3 separate regions of the Mus musculus genome follow, and all the other regions are linked to region 1. A link is a loop called in an ENCODE intact Hi-C map of the cell type or tissue named here. Cell type or tissue: gastrocnemius. All regions are shown on one strand. Each heading gives the region's core, and the rest is flanking DNA. Links, peaks and the distances in the headings are about the cores only. Region 1 overlaps Fbn1 (fibrillin 1). Region 2 overlaps Fbn1 (fibrillin 1). Region 3 overlaps Fbn1 (fibrillin 1).

Region 1 (7,871 bases), core at 3,219-5,718:
CTTGGCCGGTGAACAGAAAGAAGCATCCAGGTCCTTGATGGCATTTCTGAAGACCTAGACCACCCCCAGCTGCCCTTCATCTCCTGGTACTCCTCCTCTTCCCTCCCTCTCTCCCTCTGTCCCTCACTCTTCTTCCTTTCCCTCATTACTTCTCTCCTTCTCCTTTTCTTCTCCCTTTCTCTCCCTCTCCTCCTCTTTTCCCTCTCCCTCCTCCCTTCCTTTCTATCTCTCTCTTTCTCTCTCTCTCTCCCCCTTTTCTCCTCCTTCCCCTTCCTCCTTCCTCCACTACATTTCTGTCTAAGTACCATTCTGTTTTTGAAAATAAACATTGTAATATCTTAGGAAGATAATCACATTTGTTTATTCTATTTTCTAAAATAGTTTAGATATTTGAGTGTGATATACCTTTAAACTGCCCTCAGTTGAAAAAAATTTTAAAGTAAACATTGGGTTTCCAAATATTATGCACATAACTTGGTACCATTCAATCACAAGGACATGAACAAATACAGAGGAGATACTGAAAATACTGAAGCACCAGAGCTATTCCCCAGTGCCCAAGTTCAAGCTGTCCATCAGCAGGAATGGATTAAGAAGAGAACAAATGACTATGTAAATGTCTTCAGACATTCATGTGCTGGGAAGTCATGTCACCAAAAGGTACCCGTTACCATTGCAGGAACATGGAGAAATATTTAGTCATTAAATAGGGTGACAGATACTTCACATAAGCACAGATAACTCATGAAACAAACATACAAAATCCAAACTCTTAGCTATGGTGGTGGAGTGTGTGTGTGTGTGTGTGTGTGTGTGTGTGTGTGTGTGTGTGTGTGCACGCGCACGTGTGTGCTGTTGGATTTTCTCTCCATTTCTTCTCTTCACTCTGAGTGTGAGAGGACCAATTCCCCTTGGATCCCAGATGCTGTTATTAATTTGAAAGCTTCATCCAGATCTCTGAAGACCTTCTGATGAGAAGTCTGACTGGAGAGAATTCCTGAGGCCTTTAAGACAGGAAATGCCATAATTACGAGCTGTGTGTGCTTCCAATGTTTATGTATAAAATGAGTTTTGGATCCTGTCACTTTAGAATTGGAGCAGCACAGAAGAAGGAGAAGAAAACGGACACACAATGTTTATGGTGCTGGCTGCTCACTTAGCTCTCACAATCCATGGAGGGAGACTTACCCAATTTTACAAAAGAGGAAACTGAGGCTCAGGAGTTACACTGAAGAACCTGCCCAAGGCTATACAGAGAGTAAGTACCAGGATTGAACAGCAGATCTCGGAACTAAAGCAATGCTATGTAAATCAGGCAGCTCGGTCATAACCTAAATGTTCAGCTACATTTAAACTCCTAGTGCAGTGACAGCTGTTGTCTTTATGACGTGTAAACTATCCCAATTTTGCTTTATTAGATGTATTGACCTTGAGCCATGAGAACACAGAATCACTTCGGATGTCATCTAAAAATGGTTTGTGTTGAAACATGTGACAGAGGGGACAGCTGGGGATGCATTGGAGAAGCGCAAGTGCAAGCCCTAATGTTTTAGAGCTTAAGTTGGTTCATCTTATTATTATTGTATTTCTAATATATGGAGTATATTTTAATGTCATACCACGTACTGTAACACAAACAAAAATAGTAAGAAACATACATGCAAACACAAAACATAAGCAACACACAGAGAAACACATCTGTGTGCCGCCAGCGATGGAAACAGAAACATCTTTTGTACCTGTGTGACTGTGGGCAAACCCTTTCCTCCCTGACCACAGGTTTTCTTAAATAAGGATGACAGTGGGATATCTGTCAGAATTATATGAGGCAATGTACTGAAATGTTAAATGTAGGTCTTGCTCTTGCACACCATCATACTATGAACAGAATCCTTTGCCTAAGACATCTCACTTGATTGATTTCTGAGACATCAGATAGAACTGGTTAACTAACATACTGTTCTACTATAAAGTCAGATTAAAAAGTATGTAGCATAACCTACTAAAACATGGTAAGTAATAAGGATGTACAAAATTTGTACACTGTATCTGTAAGCCTTTATTCTCCTTTCCCCTTCTCTCATGTTCTCTCCTTGATCCAAGACTGAAATGCCACACTGCAAAGTCTTTGTCAACTGGGTTGCTTGTTACTGAGGAACACAACTCAGTCATAGCTTCTAGAGTGATAATCTACACCTACAAACTCACTCGGCCACGACCACACAGGGCAGCTATCCGGGCCAGCAGAGTCTGGCTCGGGCATTGTTTATATCACCTATGAATATATCTGGCTTGCCTCATTCCAGAATTCCCTTCTCTCTTCCAAATCCTTTTTATCCTTCAAGACTAAATTTAAACATTACATTTTGGGAGCAACCTGTTTAACCTGATGCTCCAGGGAGATGAAGCTTTCATTTTCTTAGCTTCCATGTTGTCCAATGCACATGAACCTATGCACAGAGCCATAACATTTTCCCTTGTGGTACAAAGACAAGGCTATAGGTCACAGCCTCCTGGGTACCAAACTCCCTAAAGAGAGAGAGCCTATTGTCTATCTCTTTTCCTTGCTCTCCATCTGCCAGGAACAAGAGACATTCAATAAATGTTTGCTGAATCAAACATTTATTAATGAGATATTATTAACGAGATGCAGAATTAATTCTTGCATCCATTTGGTCCATTTATAACTACCAACAACTACACACATTCCATAGATGAGTTCATGTGAAGTTAATTAGACAAGTTAGTTAAGTCTCCAGCCCAGCAGGTTATTAGAACTGAATGTCCCCAGTGCTCCTGAGGGCAAAGGTAAACAAGCTTTGCCTTCTACGTGTTTAATGAGGGTTTCTGGAGGAAGCTTTGTGCTCTGATCTGGGGAGTAAGAAAATTCTACATTTAACAGCTTTTGTAAAGTACTAACATGTCTCTCCTACACAGTTTCCTTCCATCTCTAAGACAGTTTTGCTCAATGCAACAGCAGAGGGTGAGCTGTTATCTGTGAATGTAGTTCTCCTTTCATGGATCACATCAGTGCACAATTCCATCACTTAAGACAGGAGACCAAGGCAAGTGCAGTAAGCATCAGAGACTATGCCTGTCTTTCTAAGATGCTCTAGAAGAGACCTCTGAGACTCCCTTTCGATGACCATCCATTCATAAGGTGAAGCCAACATGAAGCAATGCCTAGAGGAAGGGACTTAAAGGGGAGCTTCAACTACGTCAGCTGCAAATTCCAGCCAGTGACAGCCAAATATGAGCAGGAAAGCTTTCATAGGCTGAGACTATGTTTATTAAGCAGCTCTCTTTGATGAGTGATGTACAAGTCGGTCAGAAGCATGTGAGTTAAGTTCCCCCTGAGAGGCTGGGTTTAAAATAAGTGGAAGAGTGCTGGCTCAACCCAGATTCAGACCCTCTAAGAATCCTCAAGAAGCCATGTTCTCTGAGACCTTCACAAGGCTAACTGACACCTCTGTACAGAGCACCAGATTTACTGTGGGCAGTGCTTAGGCTGTAGATAGATGGATGGGTGGATGGATGGGACCAGAACACAGTCCTATCTCTATTAGCAATGTGCTACTGGGTCACAATAGGGACAAGTGTATATCACAGATGTTCCTTCTCAGGTTGTCCAGATTGAGGAAGGACGTGACACATAAAACACCTATTCTCAAGCACAAGATTTCAGTGAAGCCTGACTAAGTTTTCCACAGGAAAAAGCAGACAACAAAGTAGCTCAGTATGGACCACCCACCCATGAGAGGCAAACGGAGAGGCATAGTCACCGGCCCTATCCTACAGAGTTTAAGATGCTCCTCTTCAGTGTGGACTTCAGAGAAGCAAAGGCTCTGAGACAACTAAGCCCAAGACTACAGGGCAAGGGGGCTGTACACAGACTAGGAGACTACACAGAAGTAGCCATGCTCTGTAGGAAGAGGCAGGAGTCACGCAGAAAGAATATCCAGTGTGTGGAACACAAATATCTATTCATTCAAGAGTTTGCTAACCTTAAATGAATCCCTTGCTTTCAGGATCTGAAAGCCCCACAGGGAACATCTGGCCCAAATTATCCCTACAGAAGAAAAACCCTAAGCTGAGCAGTGAAATGATTTGCTCAAGGTCAACATGGCCATTGAAAGTCAGAGCCGACACTGAACCTGACTTCCTTACTTCCCTGCCCAGGACTGCTCTCACTAACTCGTGTTACTACTTTGGATGGGAGCCCGAGGAACTCTCCTGCCAGGTGGCAACTTGTTTCCCCTCCAGAGGAGCAAGGGAAGGGGCAACGGAGGTGTTTTTTTCACCTTGGCACACACCAGAGATGGCGTCAAGAAATCCAGGTTTAAACCAGGTCAGCCAGCAGGGTTTGTCTATAGCGCAGCTGAGCAATTGCCGTTCCAGCCAGGATTCCGTCAGTACGATGGGTGTGTCACCAACAGAGCTGAGCTAATGGTGCTTAAGCCAAGAATTCATTGAGGAGACTGGGAGAGATAGGTCCAGGCTAGGGACAAGAAGGGACAAGAAGTAGGTGAAGGGCAAAGAGAAGGCAGTAGTTGACTGGGTTCTTCTAAAGCATCTCTCCCAGCCTGGGGCTGCACTGAGCACACATACTGCTTCTGCAGCACCCCCAGGATACGTGCTATCTCTTGATATGTATGTACTTGTGAGATTTTCACATCTAAAGAGAACACATAGCCCTCGATTTAAGTAGCCTGTTTAAAATATACTCGTCACCAGCGAGAATTGAATTTGCCAAAATTAAGGCTCCACAGTCTAAATAAACAGGCTTCTCATATAGTGGCTAAGCCACTTACATATGATATCCTATAAAAGAGAATTCTTAATCAAGCTGGATGCAAATAATAATTAGCACCTCATAGCCTTCTTGAATTTTTGCTCCACAAGAGCTGTTAAATCTTTGATCTGATGCCATTGCAGACTCTCCTGTTCACACATTTTCTGTTCCTTCAACTATTTCCTGTTCTTCTATCAGTTTATCTGAACAAGGGCGTTTGGGATGTAAAGAGCCATTGATACATAGGTACCATTCTGAACATCAATTCAACTTCAGCACTATTAGCACAGGGCTTAATCTCAGATCATAGAAATTCCCAGAAGAAACACTTAAATGATTAGTTATATTCCAAGCAGAGGAAAAAACAAACAAACAAACAAACAAACCTTCCTGAACAGATACCCCCTTCAGTGTGATGAAGAGCAATAGAAGTCAGCTACATCCTCTCACAGCCCAGTCAAGTAAAGCATGAGATGACTTTTGTTAAAGTGAAGGCTCTTTTGGCACACTGACTATTGCTTCAGATATTCTCTACCTAAGAAGTTGAGTAGCATTATGAAAAGGTTAGAAAAAATCAAATAAACCAGGAAAATACCTGGCTACAGTATATGCTAATACAAAACCATAAATACAGGAGTAGCACGCTTATCAGCCTCAGAGAGAAGGATCAATGGGAAGGGATATCAGATGTGTATTCACAGCAGCAGAGCCTGTGGGGTTGAGAAGGCTGAGTCTGTTTCCCAGGAGTTAGTTCCTGCCATTCGCATCCTTGGAGTAGTGCAGGAGACCTGCAGTTGTCAGGGGACTCTGCCTTAGTGAAGAAACAGTGAGCCTCAGAGAAGTCCGTGGACATTCATGTGTGCACGGGCGATTGACAGCTTCACTGTCAGGCCGACTGGATTCAGACGCATCATGGAAACACACTTCAGACCGTGGCTCCGAGGCTGACTTTAGAAAGGTTTTACAGAGCAAAGAGTATCCTCCATGGATCTGGGCTAAGTCCCCAAAGGCTGGGGTCCCGGGCAGAATGTAAAGGTGAATTCCTTCTAAGCACCTCGCTGCATCCTGACTATTGATGCGATGTGACCAACACCTCAGAGTTCTGCAGCAGCTAGAGCCGACTTCATGGTCACGGCATCCTCTCAGGGATGAGCTACACCCTCCAACTGTTTGTTACATAAACCATTCCTTCTTTGAGTCCCTTTTCTCAGGTATTTCTTCAAAGCAGCCAGAAAAGGAACTAGTACAGTATCCTTATCAAGAAATCTCAGTTGCCCAATTTCCCCAGAGGCAGCTGTTTGAGGGATATTTACATCCATACCTTTTCTGAAACAAGCAATGCTACCTTTTCTGAAGCAGGTAAATAAAACCACCTCACCATGCCGCACCAACACATGCTCTGTGAGTGTAAGGAGCCGAAGCCTCCTGCTATCTGCTTTAAGTTACTAAATACCAAACGTGGAGCTGCAGGAGAGGCAGTGGAGTGCTGGGTATTTCACACCCGCTCTCTCTCTCTCTCTCTCTCTCTCTCTCTCTTCTCTTCTCTTCTCTTCTCTTCTCTTCTCTTCTCTTCTCTTCTCTTCTCTTCTCTTCTCTTCTCTTCTCTTCTCTTCTCTCTTCTCTCTCTCCCTCTCTCTCTCTCTTCTCTCTCTCTCTCTCTCTCTCTCTCTCTCTCTCTCTCTCTCTCTCTCTCTCTCTCTCTCTCTGGTATTTCTTCCACAGGCAACAGTCTTGCTCCTTTCTTAACAATTGAAGTCACAACTATATTAGGCCTGAGGAATTCTGAGACCCCTTTGAAAGGGAGCTGGATGCAGTCTTCCAGGCTCTGGGCACTTTTGAGCAGGAGCAGGGAGCACTCCAGAAAGTCTGGCTGCTGGAGGCTGGGCTCTCCCCAGACTGAAACCCAAGAACTCTCATTAGAAGCGTCTGCCTCCAGTGAAAGGCCTGCCGAGGACACAGGCGGAGGACAAGCAGACAGACTCAGAACGCAGCCAGGGTCCCAAGCAAAGCACAATTTTACAATCTGTGTGAATTCTGCCAATGCGGCCAAGCTGCGCACCTCACTGTGTCCATGTGAATAAGGAAGAAAAGCAAATTCCTCTGGCTTCCCAGAGCAATGGAGTAAATGCTGAGCCTCTGCTGCCAGGAGGTTTCTGCAGCCTTCAAGGGCAGAATGGCTTGCCTCTGGCAATGGAGACGGGGATGAAACAATAATAGAATAGCAAATGAAGATGATAGGGGAAATTTCATATCTAAGTATCAGGAAATGAATAGCATGTACTGAAGGAGGAGCACCAACGGATGCTATCCCCATAAAGCCTCCTTTTACAGACAAAGGCTGTCAGAAGGTTTAGAATGTCCAGTAGATGTTTTCAGTCACCTTTCCCTGTAAGAACAAAGTGTGTCTAGCTCTACTTACTATACTACATAGTGAAGGTAAATTTTGGAGCCTGAATGCAGAGAGATGGCTTTGATAATGGGGACTCAATTTGCCCCTGTGGGAAATTAAAACTGCCTCGGAGATTTACAGGGACCAGCAAAGTTTTCTTCTGTCATGCCCATGTCTTCTCAAGCATGAAGATAAGACAGGAGTGGGAGCACATGTGACATGCCCCAACCCAGTACATTCTCCTCCTTAATGACCCAACTCTGCCACCTATAAGTCAAATAGTGTCTTCCTCAGAAGGCATCATAGGGGTTAGGTTGTAGGGGTTAGGTGTAGTCATATATAGCAGCTGCTACCACTAGCCTTCAGACACTCCATGATCGGCAGTTCCAAGGTGTGAGAAGGACCATACAGGGGTACAGCAATGAACTTCGTTTTTTAGGGTCTTTTTCCCATCAAAGGGTACTATCAGTAAGCAAGAGTTTCAAACAAAAGTTACTATTAGGGCTGGGCATGCTGGTACATGCCTTTAATCCCAGCATTCAGAAAGCAGAGACAGGAAGATCCCTGTGACTTCAAAGTTAGCCTGGTCTACAGAGTGAGTCCAGGACAGCCAGGAGACTGTTACACAGAGAAACCCTGTCTTGAAAAAACAAAACAGAACAAAAGCCACCATTATTATTGGGAGACAGA
Region 2 (7,871 bases), core at 3,437-5,936, 110 kb before region 1:
GCACCAAGAATGTCAAAAAGAGAGAAATGTGCTTTTACTAAAAGTCAAAAGCCTTCCTTATCATAGGCATGGGAGGGATCCAGAAAATTATAAAAATGAGTTGATTATTTTATAGCTGGTATAAATATGGTGGATGTATGCTCCGGATCTCCCAGTACATCTCTCAAGCTTGCTGTCCTGGTGTAATTATGGATTTACGTGAATGAGGAACAACAGGTCCACTTTGCATAGTTGGAAGACTCAGGTTGACCAGTTGCCGTTTCCTTTGTACATGAACTATAGATCATCTTTGCTTCCTTTAACTAAAGAAGTTGTGGTCAAAAAGAAGCCAAGCTCTCTAATACTCTTAGTAACCTCTCCTTCCCCAAACAAAGAGGTTCCTATGAGACAACAGGGATTCTGGGCTCAAACAGAGTGTTCTGGTCATTTTATACTTAGAGAAACTCAGTTTACACAGATGCCCTCTACTGGGAAAAATGACTTTTCTAGAGTGCATGGTTTAGAAATGTCAGGACATGTTTTCAAAAGCGAGAGGGTGAAACCAAACCTCTTCGATGATCATGCTGTCCCCCAAGAACAACAATGTGTATGAAGGACAGGACTGAGCATCCAGGCCAGCTTTGAACCACAGCCTTAAAAGGCTCACAACACTCTGAAGGTACCAACAGTCCATATCTCTGATGAAGGGATCCCTTTAATACCACTTTCCCTTCCCCTCCCCCATTCTTTTCCTACACCAGGGAACCCTATCATGAAGAGCTTGTGGATCATCTGGACAGCTGCTGGGCTCTGCTTTTAGAGTTTGTGATTTAGTGGTCGAAGATGAGGCCAGAAAGCTTGCATCCCAGGGGAATATGAGGCAAATAGTCGAGGGACCAACCACTCTTTGGCACTCCCTAGTTTTTCTTTCTTTTCCATACTTCCTTCCAGGCAGTCACACTGACAAATACTTTTCAGATGCCTCTATGGGTTAGGCAACCTCTCCTTTGGGATTGCCTCCAGATGACCACAGGATGTCAGTGGTTATCTAGCTCTGTGAGCAGATGTTTCTAAGAGGAGAGCAGGAGAATACAAAAGAGGTGGGGGAGGGGAGAAGAGCCTTGGAAACAAAAACAACAAAGGAAATAGAGAGTAATAAGACAGGAGGTAGTAAATGAGGAGTTGTATTGAGATGTAAGCAGAAAGACACACTAGTGAGCATTCCGTTATATACAATATAACTTCTGCCACAAGTCACCTCTATTGTTTTCTTTATATTTCCTGACCATATGAGGTCACAGAGAAGAATGATGCAACAGCCTGCCATGCTCAGATGTTCTTAACTCTCCATGCCCTGAAAGGTATTTGATCTTAAGAACTACAATCAAACAGCTGCTCCCATGGTCAGTATAGGCAACTGTCTCTTCTGTATCCGAGACCCTTACTTACCTTCACAAGTCATCATTGGGCCAGGCTCGAACCCCTCCTCACAGGTACATTCAAAACCTCCAATCACATTCTTGCAGGTCCCATTTCCACAAGGATTGCCCACAGAGCATTCATCGGTATCTGCCAGTGATCCAAAGTGGAGATAAAATGAGTGCAGATAAAATGGAGCTAAGGCTCTGATATCACTTTTCATTCTGTCTGAGTTCTTGGATCTGTGTTGTCTTGCTCAGTTATCCTGTTCTTGCAAGGAGGGAAACCTGCTGACCACTGGTTTCTAGCTGGAGTTTGCACTTGCTCAAAGGCAGAGACAGTGAGAGAGATGGATGTCTAGCCCTTACACCGCCCAAGTGGCTTTCTGCAGACTGTCCTGGGAGTAGATGTCCTAATAGCTAAAATAAGGCTCCTATATGCAGCCAGGGGTTTCTGCTGGCTCAAAGACAAAGTCTCCAGTTGGTCCCACTTCACATCACTACACAAAAAGGCTTACATATGATGGAGTTTTGCCAGATATAAAATAGAAAATTACCTAAGATTAAATAGAATATACTGGATAAAAAAACCCAACATTCAAGTAGATTTTGTTGATTCTGTTAAAACCAGGTGGTTTACATTAGGCAGAAAAAGAAAAGACTAGGGAAAAAAGAGAGAGAGAGAGAGAGAGAGAGAGAGAGAGAGAGAGAGAGAGAGAGAAAACATGTTTAGGTCATGGTCTTTCTAAACAACTGTGGAGAGAGAAAATATTTTACCAAAAAAAAAAATCCCTAAAAAGTATAGATGCCTCCTAACCCATCCATCTGGATCGTCCACTGTTCTTGTTTCCGGCCTCGGCCTTAGGGAGAATATTTTCCCTTGGGAAAGAAAGAACTCTAATTTTAGAGATAACGTTGCTATTTTAGATATCTGAAGCCGAGGAACACAGCAGGCTCTCCTCAACGGTCACTCTTTCTAGGAGAGGAGAATCCTTTTGCACATACACAGCCGCAAACTGAAGATTCCAAAACACTAACATCGATAAAATTTGTTCCTGTTAGGTTACTAAATCTCACATTTAGTCCAGAATACTGCGTCTTCTCTGATTTAATAAAAACAATGGTATCATTGCAGTTTAGAGCTGCCAGGGTAATTAGACACAAACCATTTCACTTGCATAGTAGTACCCCCAAGGTGGGAGAGGTTGAATATACTTATATCCCACCCTTAGCTCGTGCTACAGTCCTCAGACCCCCTCTCTTTATATGAAGACAGTACTTTTTAATCTGCACACATGGACATTCAGTGTTGATCACACTGTCACAGGAATACTTTGTTAGAGTTCTTGGACATATTTAATTCTAGCATATAGTGAAAAGAATTAAGAGTAAGTGGTCCACATAGAAGCCATCCTTAGACATTTTAATGGAAAGGCTAAAATAAGACACTGAATAAGGTGGTTGGCCTTCCATATTACCAAATATACAAGATGCATAGGAAACTTGGTGTTTTTACATACTGAAAGTATAAACTATGGGCACTAACAGTATATTTTAATTTTCACTAAGACTTCTGTTCTGTTGTCCTTTTCAGTATCTCTTAGGACACTCTTCTGTTCTGTTGTCCTTTTCAGTATCTCTTAGGACAAGTATCTCTTGTCCTAAGAGATACTGCCTTCCAAGTTAGACTACAAGGGCCATGCAAGGAAGGACTATCCTTGCTTGGTTCACTGTAGTAGCTCCCTACCCAGCACAGGGTGGGGACTGGCTAGGAGTCTAAATGAAGAAGCCCTCAGTGGAGGAACAGAACATGACTCGTACCTTGGTTCAGTAAAAGCCAAATCGCTCAATTTTTGCATAAAACAATTTCAAAGGAAGGGACTGAATCACTACTCACCCACACACTCATTCCCTTCCAGAATATAACCAAAAGGACACTCGCATCGATAGGAGCCGTCTGTGTTAATGCACTGCCCATGTCTACAGACATCAGGTTCTTTGCATTCGTCCATATCTTAAGTGGAGAAAGAAAAAACAATAAAAAACCAAGGTATTTTTCTTAAACTATTGTCATGTCAGTTTTCAGTAAGTGAATATCTAATATCACAATACAACTAAAATCCACATGATAAGACGTCAAATAGAAGAGATTATTTCTCCCAGGTAGATAAGGAGAAATAAGACCCAGAGGAAGGACAAAGAGGCAGGGAAGACCTAGCTGGGCACTCACCAACTGCTGAGTCATCAGGGCCCACAATGATCCCACTTCCAAAGGGGCAGATCTGGCGGAAAGCCTCTGTAGTGGAGAGATAGACTCATTAGTGGGCAGATCAGAGACAATGACAGCCTTCCCACGCCCCCATCCACTGTGTGGCTGTGGCCACGTGCTGCACACAGTGAGAGATGCCCAGAAATAAGGAGACATCACCAAGATTCTCAACGACGTGCCTGCTCTTTGGATGACTCTGATTTACAACATTATTAAAAGAGAAAATAACTACCATGCTCCTCTGGTAAAATATGTTTAAATGGCATTCAAGTTACACTTAGAATTTGATGACTCTACTGACTGTAAGGCTTACACTGTTCATGGTTCCATGGTCATATGTACACGAGATCATGCGATGAGAAACAGAGATGTTAGACTTACCATCTGGCTCAGTGGGGCACAACTCACAAGGATCTCCCCAGCCTTCTCCCTTCAAAGCACAGCAGCACTCCTGCTTGGAATGGTTTCTGGATTTGGGTGATGAACACTTCCCACCTTCAAACTTCGCATAGCAGTAGCTCATTCGCAAATCTACAACATAAATCCACAGTACATTCTAGTCGCTTTCCTACTGAATCCTCATTGTCTGATAGTAGATCAATGCGTTCCCTCATTAACTAGAACAATATTCCAAAAGCAATTGGAAGCATGAAAGAGCTGAGACTGCTGAAGTCACAGACAGCTGGCAAGATAGGAGGAACAGACTCAGGTTGCTTTATCTTTTTCCTTCAGTTTACCTGCTACTTCAAAGCAACCTGATAGGAATAGTAAACTCCAAACTTTCCAGCCTTAATAGACTTCCACTAACAATGCCAGGATTGGAACATCCCCAGATAGAGTCATTCAGGAAGAAACGCCCGTATGATGGCTTCTCTTGTGTGGGTTTTGTACAACTTTCAGCAAGCAGACTAAGACAGGAGAGCCTCCTGGTTCTAAGACATACCGTCATTCTGTGTCCTATATACTCTGGGACCAAAGACAACCCCACACCACTACATAGGACAAATGAAGGAGTGGTAAGTGTATGGACTAGTCAACTGAGCCACCAGGGGCATTCCCTGAAGTAGCTATGCATGGAATTGTGGGGACAAACTTCAAGTGGGATTTTCTGCAGACTTTATACTCATGCACACACAGCTACAGCAAATTAAGTTTCCAACGAGTCTGTTCAGTGCAATAGAAAGAGGAAGCAAAAAGAAGACGGAAGGCAGGGCTATGGTGGGTGTAAGCAAAATAACCCTTCTTTCAAAGAATATATGTATTTCTTTATATTCATTATTGCTCTGGAAACTCCAAGGAAAAGGTGATATCTCTCTTATAAAATGCTCCAGTGTTGCTTGACATAATTTTGGAAGCCAACTGTTCCCATCCTTATGGAGCAGAGTGGGTGACTCTGAGAAGTGAGCTAATGTAGGGTCTGGAATGTGTTTTTTCAAACCTGACTTCCAGAGCCAGGCATTACGTCTCCTTCATTACCCTGTGGCTAAGCTCTGCAGAGCTGAGGACTTGATTCCACTTCCGCTTTGTACCCTTCCTGCTTCCTGGGTTCTGACTACCTCTGACTTCTGCATTCTCTACTCTCAGTTTTCCAGTCCAGAAAGCACACTCCCACAGCAGTGCTTGCCACCCAAATATTTACTCTGTGGAGAAATGCCAAGACTTAAGTAATTCTCATTTCTTGGGTGACATCTTTTTTTTTCATTTGCTTTATTCTTCAAGTTCTTTGTCCCATCCATTGTTTTGCATAAACAGAGTTGTTTTTTACCACTTATTCCTACAGCCATCCTTAAACTGCTGACCTTACTCTCGATCCAGTTCAATGTTCAATCTTCCCCACACTACTCTCTACACCAAAAGAAAATAAATGTCTTGGATTCAGACTGAGACTCAAATGCAAAAAGTCCCAGAGGCATCTGGTGCTTCAAAACCCCATATCAGGGCTTCTGGGTAACTTCCTTACTTTATACCCAATAGACGCCTGATTCAATTTGACACCCTATAAGAAAAATCTCTGTCTCAAAATTTCAGGTGCCAGCAGAACCTGCACTCAATAGGAGATTTGCTTTCAGTCATGTGAAACAGCACAGTGCTCACATAGCTCAGTGCTCACCTCAGCCAGTGTTCACTAGAATGCCTGCTCACCAGTTCATCTGCGAACAGCCCTTCCTGACCTCTGAAACTTCTCTGGAACTATGGCAGTCATTTTCCCTGCTTGCATTCCTCAGCTCTGGCTGAGGGATGTGGCAGGGTTCTCACAGCTGGGCTGCTTCTTCCTGCAATGTCAGCTTGCCCTGTGACAGGCCTGTGCAAATTGAATTAATAGCCTTGGAGTTTCCTCTGGCTTGCCACATGGACAGATTCGCACCTGGCTTCTCACTGCTTTCTTTCCGAATGCAGGCCAAGCAAGCCAAAGACACAAATGAAGTCAGGCTCTATGGGGCTGACCTGGAGCGCACAGGCAGATTAGCTACTTGAATCCAGCTGTGCCTCAATCACTACCCTGAAACCCTTGTGGTCATCTGATAGCCCCTACAAGATCAAACCAACCAGAGAATTTGCAACCTTTCCCTTCATACTTCCGCACTGATGAACTGATAAAATAAAACCATAACCAGACAGAATAATAGTAACAAGAGTTCACAGGAGACTCAGAGACAATAGAACTGTGTCTTGCAGTTGCCTGGGTGGGTATTAGTGTGGTTGGGGTGAGCAAACAGGATTTCTATACCCATAAATGGCTTCTCTGGCCAAAACTTGGCAGGCCTAGATTCCAAAGCCATATTTTAGAATCTTAAATTGTATTCTACACCTATTATTTGGTAATATGAAGCAAATCACACACACAATGTAAACAAACAACTAAAAGCACAAAGCAACAAATAGACACGGACAGAAATCCTAAACTAAATATTTATGGGCCTTCCCTACCCTGTAATTCATTAAACTCGTTTGTATAAGTATAGCCAAATAACAATTGCACTGCTTGGGAATGTCTAAACATGTTTCTGGGCTTTATCCAAACATTATTTTGTGCTTACCTTCTGAGTCTTTTAAAGTTTTTTTTTCTTTTATTTTAAAGTTAACCTGGCAAGCCCTTGAATATTTTCACCATTGACAGGTATTCGGTTTCTCCAAAGGATATGTACAGTAAAGTGGGTGGGGGGGGAAACAGATTATCAGTTTGCATTTTCTCTGTCTGAAGATTTTGGTTTGCACCCACATGCATTTAAGCTGCAGCTTCTGAGGCAGGAACGAACCTATATCTGGTCTGCTCCAGGTTCTGCAGTATCAGTGACTCTTGGGGATGCCCGCCCTCCCCCCCCCCCCCCCGGAGCCTCTCAGCATCTGTGCTTGTCAGAGTGATAGAGGTGTAAGTGCCAAGAAAGTTGTATAAGCAACTGAAACTTGATGGATGAGTTTTTAACCTCAAAAGTCAAAATGAACCTTAGGGCATATGGTAATCATTAGACCTGTGGGTGAATGAAACATCTTCCCGTTCACAAAGACTCAGAGCTTCGCCATGTTTAAAACATAAGACCATAACAAATAAACACAGAATCATGAAAGTCCAAAGCTTCCAGAGGCATTTACCTTGGCACCTTCTTCCAGTGGAGGACAGGGAGAACCCCTCTGGACACAGACATTTGAAGCTACCCTCAGTGTTGCTGCAGGTCCCCAAGGCACAGATTTCTGGCTCTTCAACACACTCATCAATATCTGAAAGAATTATACACATCAGAGTCAGAATGTCATCCAGACAGCATCGGTCACTGCACGGAGACATACAGCTTCAGTGGGGAGTTGTTTCAGTGCCTTTGCAACAGAGAAGCGACTGCCCGTGATAGAATTTTGAAGTGAAGTTTTAAAAGTTACTTTTAACAAGTCTCGATGTAAAAATGGAATCTCTTAGAGCCTCCTACGAGTTATAATGATGAACCACTCACACATGGAGGTGCAGGGCAGTCACAGAAATGAGCCCCTTACTTGAGAAGGTACAGGGCCAATCAGAGAAGCTGTATGACCTCCACACCACACTGAACTGGGAGAGAGGCCAGAACTCCAGCCCCGCACCTCACCATTGCACAACCCGAGTCCAGTGCTGACCTCAATGAAAGGTGATCTCCCTGCACTGGCTGATGGAGCCTTCCCAGCACCCCATGCAGTAGCATTCCCAATACCCTACTGCGGCGGCTGTAAAGGCCTTA
Region 3 (7,871 bases), core at 3,601-6,100, 95 kb before region 1:
TTTGTGGCCTTGGCCAAATACAAGAAACTGCAATGAAGGTCTGGTTTCAGCCACAGACCCAGCTGGAGGCACCCATCCAAATATAATGAAAAGATTATATTATCATATTAACGCTGGTAATTTGCATGATAAATTTGTAGCAGTTTTGCTTAGACTTTGTAAATTTTTTTCCTTTTTGCATTTATTACTCAAAAAATTTAATTAGTATACACAGGATTAAGTTTCATCATGGAATTTTCAAACAAAATTGATTTTATGTAGATTTTTTTTGCTCTACCCCCTGGCTCCCTGTAGCCTCTGTTCACCCCCAGACCTCTGTTTGCTTTTATTGCTAATACATTCCTCTACCATCTCCATGCTTCTTCACCCCCATCTTTTTGGTCTCTTAATTTTAGATTTGTTTTGTTTTGTTTTTGTTTTTTTGAGATAGGGTTTCTCTGTATAGCCCTGGCTGTCCTGCAACCCACTCTGTAGACTAGGCTGGCCTCGAACTCAGAAATCCGCCTGCCTCTGCCTCCCAAGTGCTGGGATTAAAGGCATGAGCCACCACTGCCCAACTAGATTTGAATTTTAAAAGATAAAACTGATTTACTGGATACATAATTCAGATGAAGTCATACTATAGTATTGCAACTAGAAGTATTTAAAATTAGCTTCTAATTCTATGTGGTATTTGATTCGTTATTACTTCTTAGGATTCCTTCTCTATATTATTTCTTCGTTTAAAGTCACGGGTTTTCATGCATACACCCTTGCATCTTGCTCACATTCACATTCCTAGTATCCTACCCTCCCAGTGGTCCCTTCTTCATCCCAAACATTCTTCCTTCTGCTTCACACGTATGTATGTCTTATATAGTACATACATGTCACATGTATGTGTACTTATATAGTACATACATGTCACACGTATGTATGTCTTATATAGTACATACAAAAAGCTAATCTAGATTCTGCACCTGAGAGAAAATGCCTATCGTGTCTTATAAGGGGGATGCTATACACTTAATAACTTGTTTGTTTGAAGAGAGGGTGTAGCGAAAGATCTAAGCAAGGCTCCTACACTCCTTCTGGATTGTACAATTTACAAAGACTTGCTTTTGTATATTTTAACCTATCTTGAAATTTATTTAACTTAAAATAGATATAGAAATCATAGCTGCTGATACACAGATCAATAAAGTTAACAGAGTTACTAAAATTGACTTTTAATCAACATGGTATACTTGATAGTCACGTGACCAACTGTTAGGCAGAAGATTGGATGCTGGCCATAGGCAGAAGATTGGATGCTGGCCATGATGCAGATGCGTGACGTGGCGACCTCCTGCATACTCACCTATGCAGTCATTGTTGTGAGACAGTATGAAGCCATGGTTACAGCGACAGTTGAAGGAGCCAATCGTGTTTCTGCAAGTCCCGTTCCCACAGGCGTCTCTCTCACACTCATTTATGTCTAGGAGGAAGAAAGGCCAGAGAGGGAGACACAATGACTAAACAGGAAAGTGGTTACGTGGTCACTGATGCTGAAGGGCAGTTGTGGCTGCACAGACTCTTCCAGGAGGCTGGAATGTTCTGCCTGATGTCACCAGCCTGGGGAAGCTGAGGTGAGGACCTACATCTTGGAAGTCCCAAGTTTCCTCAGTTGGCGTGTGAGAGGAGGCGAGACGAGGACACAAGGACTGGACAAGACTTTTATTCTATTTGCTTCTCAAATTCTCCACCCTTGCCACTTTGCTCAAATATTTTCACTTGAAAATGGAAAAACTTCAGTGTGCATCTGGACCTTCCCTTGGCGGATGTTGGCACACTTTGGCTTACAGGATTCATGTTCCATTTTACCCCAAGGTCGCGAGTCAGCAGGATCTCTGCAAACAACAACAGAGCTCCCCTCCCCAGCTAAGCTGCCACTTGGGACACGGCTCCTTCCTCCCACCAGTGATAACTCAGCTACCCTTCTGAACACACCCAAGGGATAAGATGGTACTCAAGCCAGGCAGTCGTGGGACACGCCTTTAATCCCAGCACTTGGGAGGCAGGGGCAGGCGGATTTCTGGGTTCGAGGCCAGTCTGGTCTACAAAGTGAGTTCCAGGACAGCCAGGGCTACACAGAGAAACTCTGTCTCGAAAAACCAAACACCAAACCAAACCAAAACAAAAAAGATGGTACTCAATTTGGCTTGGCTCAGACGCCCTGGCATTGCTTGCCTTTTTATTTACTGGCCCATGACTTTTGGCTTTTGCATTATGATGCTTATTCTGGCAACTTACATAGTTTTGCATTTTACCAAAGCAGTTAGCACCTTTCTTACATGCTATATTATGGGGGAGTAGAAAAGAGAACATTGGTACCATTGGCTTGAAGAGGGAGGGCAGATGGGCCAAGGACAAGGGGAGAGAACGAATGGAAAGAGACACCTGGGGAGCTCAAAATGTAGTGGCCAAAGTCAAGATTGCCTCTTTCAACTTTGGGACATGATTTGTGATTCAGATGGAAAAGTTATTGCTAGCTCTCCAGTGCCTTGAATGCGGAGTAAGCATCACATCCAAATAATGAGTCACTGTCACTCTTCAGGCCACTTGAGAGTTAGGAAGGCAAGCGAGTCTGTCGTGCTCATCCAGAGCCAAGAGAGGGAGATTGAGAAACAATGAGGCAGATTCTTGTGGCGATGCAAGGAAGGGCGAGCCACCCTGGGATGAGCCAGGATGATTAAGGAGGAGATTAAGCATCGTTCATGGGAGGACCTAGTTATAGCCAAAGGCAAGGGCTTTAAGCAGGCTCTGGACACTGTTCTTCTGATATGTTTGATTCATGGGCTTAAAGACCCTCAAAGGCCTAATGCATGCAACCTTAAGTCAGAAAGAAAGGACTGTTAGATGTTTGTGAAGCACTCCAATAGTACCAAAAAGTGGATCAATGTGCACACTCTGAACCCCGGACTGGATGTGCACACTTTCACTCATGGACCAATGCACACCCACCCACCCATGGACTGATGCACACACACTCACCCATGGACTGATGCACACACACTCACCCATGGACTGATGACCACATACTCACCTAAGCACATGGTCTGATCCACATTTGTTTTGAAGCCAGTGTGACAAAGGCAGTAGAAGCTTCCCACGGTGTCGATGCACTGGCCATGACTGCATATGTTCGGGATTTCTTGGCACTCGTTTCGATCTGTAAACCAGAAGTGTCTTAGGTGGGACACTGCACATTTGCATGTTTTCTTAGATGGAGACTTAGAGCATAAAACGACTGAACAAATTATCTCCAGGCCTTGCTCTCAGAGATAATCCTAACCCGAAACTGAGGTAGTGAAGTAGACACTGGCATTCTCTCTAGTTTTTCCTTTGAAATTGGCCAGATCTTACTCTCGGAGCATTAGTACCAGGCGAACCAAAAGGAGACAGCTCCTTCTGCCAAAGGTATCTTGAAAGAGGAAAGTAAAACTCAGAATATGGAGAAGTACTTTCTACAGCGCCTAAACAGCTTCACATGGAATTGATATCTCTAGGTTTTGGTACCAAAGATTATGGGCAAAGACTTTGGGGCTTCTTTGGAAAAATTGATAGTAAAGTCAAACCTATCATGAGTATACTGAAATGGGACACTACCATAAATGCATAGATGCTCACAGTGGGACACTACCGTAAATGCATAGATGCTCACAGTGGGACACTACCGTAAATGCATAGATGCTCACAGTGGGACACTACCGTAAATGCATAGATGCTCAGAGTTGGCCTTACTCCTTTGCCTCATTACTTCAGCTTTCATTCCACCTAGTTTAGTTGGAAAGTCAGGCTGCTTATTTTCTGGGTCTACAGAACTGTTACCTCAGAGCAACATGGCCTAACTGTGGCAGAGATGATGGCTATCTCCAGTCAGAAGCCATCAATTGAGACATTGTTTATAAGTCTCAAGTGTAGGAGGGGTTGGGGTTACACTGCCCCTAAACTGTGGCTAGTCTATATAGAAAACAGTTAACAAATACCACTATTCTCGTTTGAGAAAATATTTAAAATGAAGAATGGGTGGGCAAAGAAAAGGGATTTTTATTTTTTATGATCATAAAAGGGAGCTTCCCTTGAGAAAGGTCAGTCACCATCTAACTGTCTAAGAGACAGGTTTTTAGTTCCCAGGAGAGCATGTCTGAGGTTTCCTGGGAGGTTTTGAATAGGGACAGGATCCCAAACAGAGAGAGGGGCGATCATCAGACAGCGGCTGGGGATGTAGCTGGGAAAGGCATTTCTACAGGGATAGGATTTGCTACTGAGGTCAGACTGGCAACTTGAGCACCACCATCAACAGCAATGTGGAGCTAGGACCACTGTGATTTGGAGTTTTGTATGAATTTAAATTCAAATCTCATAGGACGATATTTTCGTTTTAAATACAGGCAGAGAGGAATGCTTTGCAATCTGTTTGAAAACTACCAGGATAAGACAAGTGCTTAAAATGGTTTAAAATAGTTCTAAGGTAGGATGGCAGCCTGGCATGGTAGCCACCAACTGTTATCTCAGCACTCGGGAGCTGAGACAGGGGAGTGTGAACTTGAGCCAGCCTGAGCTAAAGAGGAAAAAGATCCTGTCTCAAAAATCAGCAACAAAAGTGAGATGGGAACAAAGTGATTTCTAGGATAAAATACCAGGTTTTCCCTGACCGTACCAGATGCAGCTTAGGTTAACATTCTATAAGAAAACGCAGAAGGACCTGAGCTGTAGCAGGTTGTAGCTGATTGCCTTTTGCTGATCTATAAATGGCCCAACTTAGTGGCCAGAGCAAATGGTCTACAATGGCACACCCAGGGCGACCAGCCAGACTTTATTTTAACTGGCCACCTTTCACCCAGCTCCAAAGAAATAAAACTTGAAAATAAAATGCAGGGAAGTGGCGTTCAAGGCCAATGTCACCGGGGGAGATTGTGCTTCATATCTGCCAGGGACTCATTTTTCCTGTTCTATATCCTTACCTTTGGGATAATCTCAGCTCTGTTGATGGAATGCTAAATACTCACACATGCTCCCTTAAACTCAACAAAACAAATCTTGGTTGGCAAAGTGATTTTTTTTTTGTTCTGTTCTTATACCCTCTTCCTACCAAGGTTTCATTAAACAATGGAAAATATCCTGCAGAGGGCAGCACACTTCCTACCACTTAATCACAGTTGGCCAACAGAGCCAAGGCAAACCCGAGCACGGTTCCTCTCGTGTTGTTTCATTCACAAGTGCACAAAAACCCAGGAAACTCACTTGAAAGTGAACCCTGAGCAGGGTGACACACTCTTAAATGTACAATGTAACTGTACTGAAGTGTAGGTGAGGGCCCATCCGAAGTATTAGTTTGCCTCTGAGCTCTAACACAAGGGACTTTATTTTCATGCCACTAGCTAGAGAAACCCTTAGATGTTGACCAAATGTATGGCCAATGTGAGTGGACAATGTACTCTCTTCTTTATACCACATCCTGACAAAGTGGGCAGCAGACATCCCTAACCTCTGCTTGCTGTAGGTAGTGCAGAGGTAATGAGACGGTCAAGATTTGCTTATTTACTGTCTTCCCGGGGGTCATTCTCATCAGTAAGATGTTTGGGAAGACAAGGGTGGTGTGTGTGTGTGTGTGTGTATCTTTTAAATTCATTTATGCAGGAAGATCTGCTCCAACTCAAGTAAAGGCATCTAGCACAATAGAAGATATGATGAAAGCCTTCCCTGTCTACATTATGCAGAAGCTAATAATAATGATCCTCTTCCTCCCCTTCTTTTTCCTCCTCCTCTTCCTCCTTCTCCTCCTCCTCCTCCCCTTCTTCTTCCTCCTCCTCCTCCTCCTCCTCCTCCTCCTCCTCCTCCTCCTCCTCATGAATACCGATTAGAGGACTGTGGGCTTGTACATGTGGGTAATGGGAATTTCTTGGTAGGGTAGGGATAGAGAGACTCATTTGTGTAAATGACTTCTTTTTTGCTTTGTGGATATTTCATTTATAAGGAAGGCAAAAAGCTAAGCATTTAGCTATTTTAACAATTTTCCTCCTTTTTCCTCTTTAAATACATCTAGTTTTTCAACCTACATCCTCACTTCTATTCCTTAGCCTTAGAATCTATAAAAACGTGCAGAGTCAGGATCGTGACAGCAATGGCCTCTGAGTGGGTGCTACATACCGTTGCATTGACCTGTGGAGGTAAGGCGGTAGCCGGGCTTACAGTCACAGCGGTAGCTGCCTGCAGTGTTGATGCATTCCGCATTTCGCTGGCACACAGGGCCATTCTGACACTCGTCGATATCTGCAAGCAGAAGAGAGTTTATTTCAAGGAAGAATAGAGTCTGGTGTTGAGTTGGCGATACATAATGTTCTTATGATGGCTCAATCATTTGAAAAGACAGCAATGGGTATTTATACCAGATTTACTCACAGTGGCAAGATCTCGAAAGAAGCCAAGCTAATCCTCAGTAGGTGAGCGCATCATGAATGCACTGTGGTATATTAAGATGGAAGAATATAGATCAATATTCTAGTGAGCTGGCTAGCTACAGGAAGACATGGGAGAAACCCACATGTGGATTCATATGCGAAAGAAGCCATCTGAAAAGGCTCTATAATATTCTGATTTCAATATCTGAATTTCTGGAACAGGCAAAACTATGGGACCAGTAAAGAGATTCATGATCTCCAGGGCTCAGATCGGGTCTGGAGATGGTGGGGAAGGGCAGGTAGATAAACCCAGAGAAGCTTTAAGGCAGAGAAACTATGATACAATCATAGTAGATATACATCACTATAAAGTCATAGTAGATATATTTGTCACTATAAATTTGTCCCATCACTGGGAAGTGCAATACCAGTGGTGGATCCTATTCCCTAGGAGATGAGGCACATACGGCTCAGGAAGGGAAGAGCTTGGAAGACTCAGAAAGTCTCAAGGTAGAAAGGCACAAACAGTGCCTGGGAAGAGGAGACTCTGGCTAACGGCCAGCCAAGCTGCCGGCAAGTTGTTCAGGAAGCAGCTTTCATGAACTGTCTGCCATGTTGGGGTATGGTAGGCTTTTGGTGACATAGCTGCCCATGGCCATCCATGCTCCTGTATGGAACCACTCACCCATACTCCTATACATAACTCAGTAGACTTCCTGGTCCACTAAACAGGACTACAGAAGAACTGCATCCTTGGTCCGCTGTCAGTGCCCTATCCGGAGTGAAGAGATGTTTGTTCAGAGTTCCCCAGGAAAAGCCACAACAGAATTACATCAGGCCTGTGCTTGTGTGATGAGAAAACCTGAACGCAGCTTGGTGGAGCTTCCAGGACCGGGAGTGTCTGTCTGAGACGGGGTGGACTACACCTTTCTGTGCAGTAGATTCATGAGCAGCATGCCAGTGTCGTGAAAGACACAGCCTCAACTCACCCACCAGTTCTGCCCTGCTTGTAAACTGTAAAGAAACAGAGCCAACCATGCCACATTAGAAGCCAAGTGGTGTGACAGGCAGGCACTTCTGTGACACGAGCAACTAACATCTGCTCATGCACTTCCTTGTGGAAAGCATAAATATGGAAGTCCCCCGAAACATTCCTGGAATCCACTCCAATTTCAGAATAGCTGAGCCACGCATGAAGTCTACCTTCATTTTCTGATTTATTTTGACAGCTAAGAATGTGTTGGGAAGCAGCTGAGTGTATTTAAACACTCACCTTGAAGAGGAGTAATTTGTGAAATGGAAACCAAAAATCGGAGCACTTAGTCTTCTTAATGTTCTCTGAGTATGACTGTTTCTCGACACCTTTATGAGCAGATAGAGTGGGCGGAGCCTGCTGGGTCTTCCCCGACAGCAGGGCACCTTGCCTGGCCCAACAGGCTTTCAGTCCCA

The links. Peaks named below come from ENCODE experiments on the same cell type or tissue, not always from the same donor. Only the 100,000 strongest peaks of a DNase experiment are listed, where the experiment ranks them.
Region 2: a loop joins it to region 1, with 2.5 times the contacts of the local background. A loop is called at or near these places in 2 of 42 quality-filtered maps.
Region 3: it touches region 1 in a loop (2.6-fold over the local background); 2 of 42 quality-filtered maps call a loop at or near these places.

What each region holds. Positions count from the first base shown.
Region 1 is chr2:125,424,959-125,432,829 of GRCm38, forward strand. All of the region lies in intron 6 of Fbn1 (fibrillin 1), which reads right to left. Among named protein-coding and RNA genes, the nearest start is that of Fbn1, 78 kb to the right of the region's middle. In gastrocnemius, for the core only: no CTCF peak of the experiment used is centred there; a DNase peak (open chromatin) is centred at 4,287; H3K4me3 peaks cover 236 bases; H3K27ac peaks cover 1,914 bases.
Region 2 is chr2:125,317,569-125,325,439 of GRCm38, forward strand. Fbn1 (fibrillin 1) reads right to left here. Exons shown (of 66, transcript NM_007993.2): 50 at 7,258-7,383; 51 at 4,048-4,197; 52 at 3,628-3,693; 53 at 3,295-3,411; 54 at 1,429-1,548. Among named protein-coding and RNA genes, the nearest start is that of Dut, 74 kb to the left of the region's middle. In gastrocnemius, for the core only: no CTCF peak of the experiment used is centred there; no DNase peak of the experiment used is centred there; H3K27ac peaks cover 464 bases.
Region 3 is chr2:125,329,194-125,337,064 of GRCm38, forward strand. Fbn1 (fibrillin 1) reads right to left here. Exons shown (of 66, transcript NM_007993.2): 45 at 6,172-6,294; 46 at 3,065-3,190; 47 at 1,340-1,456. Among named protein-coding and RNA genes, the nearest start is that of Dut, 86 kb to the left of the region's middle. In gastrocnemius, for the core only: a CTCF peak has its summit at 5,147 (motif pointing right); a DNase peak (open chromatin) is centred at 5,173.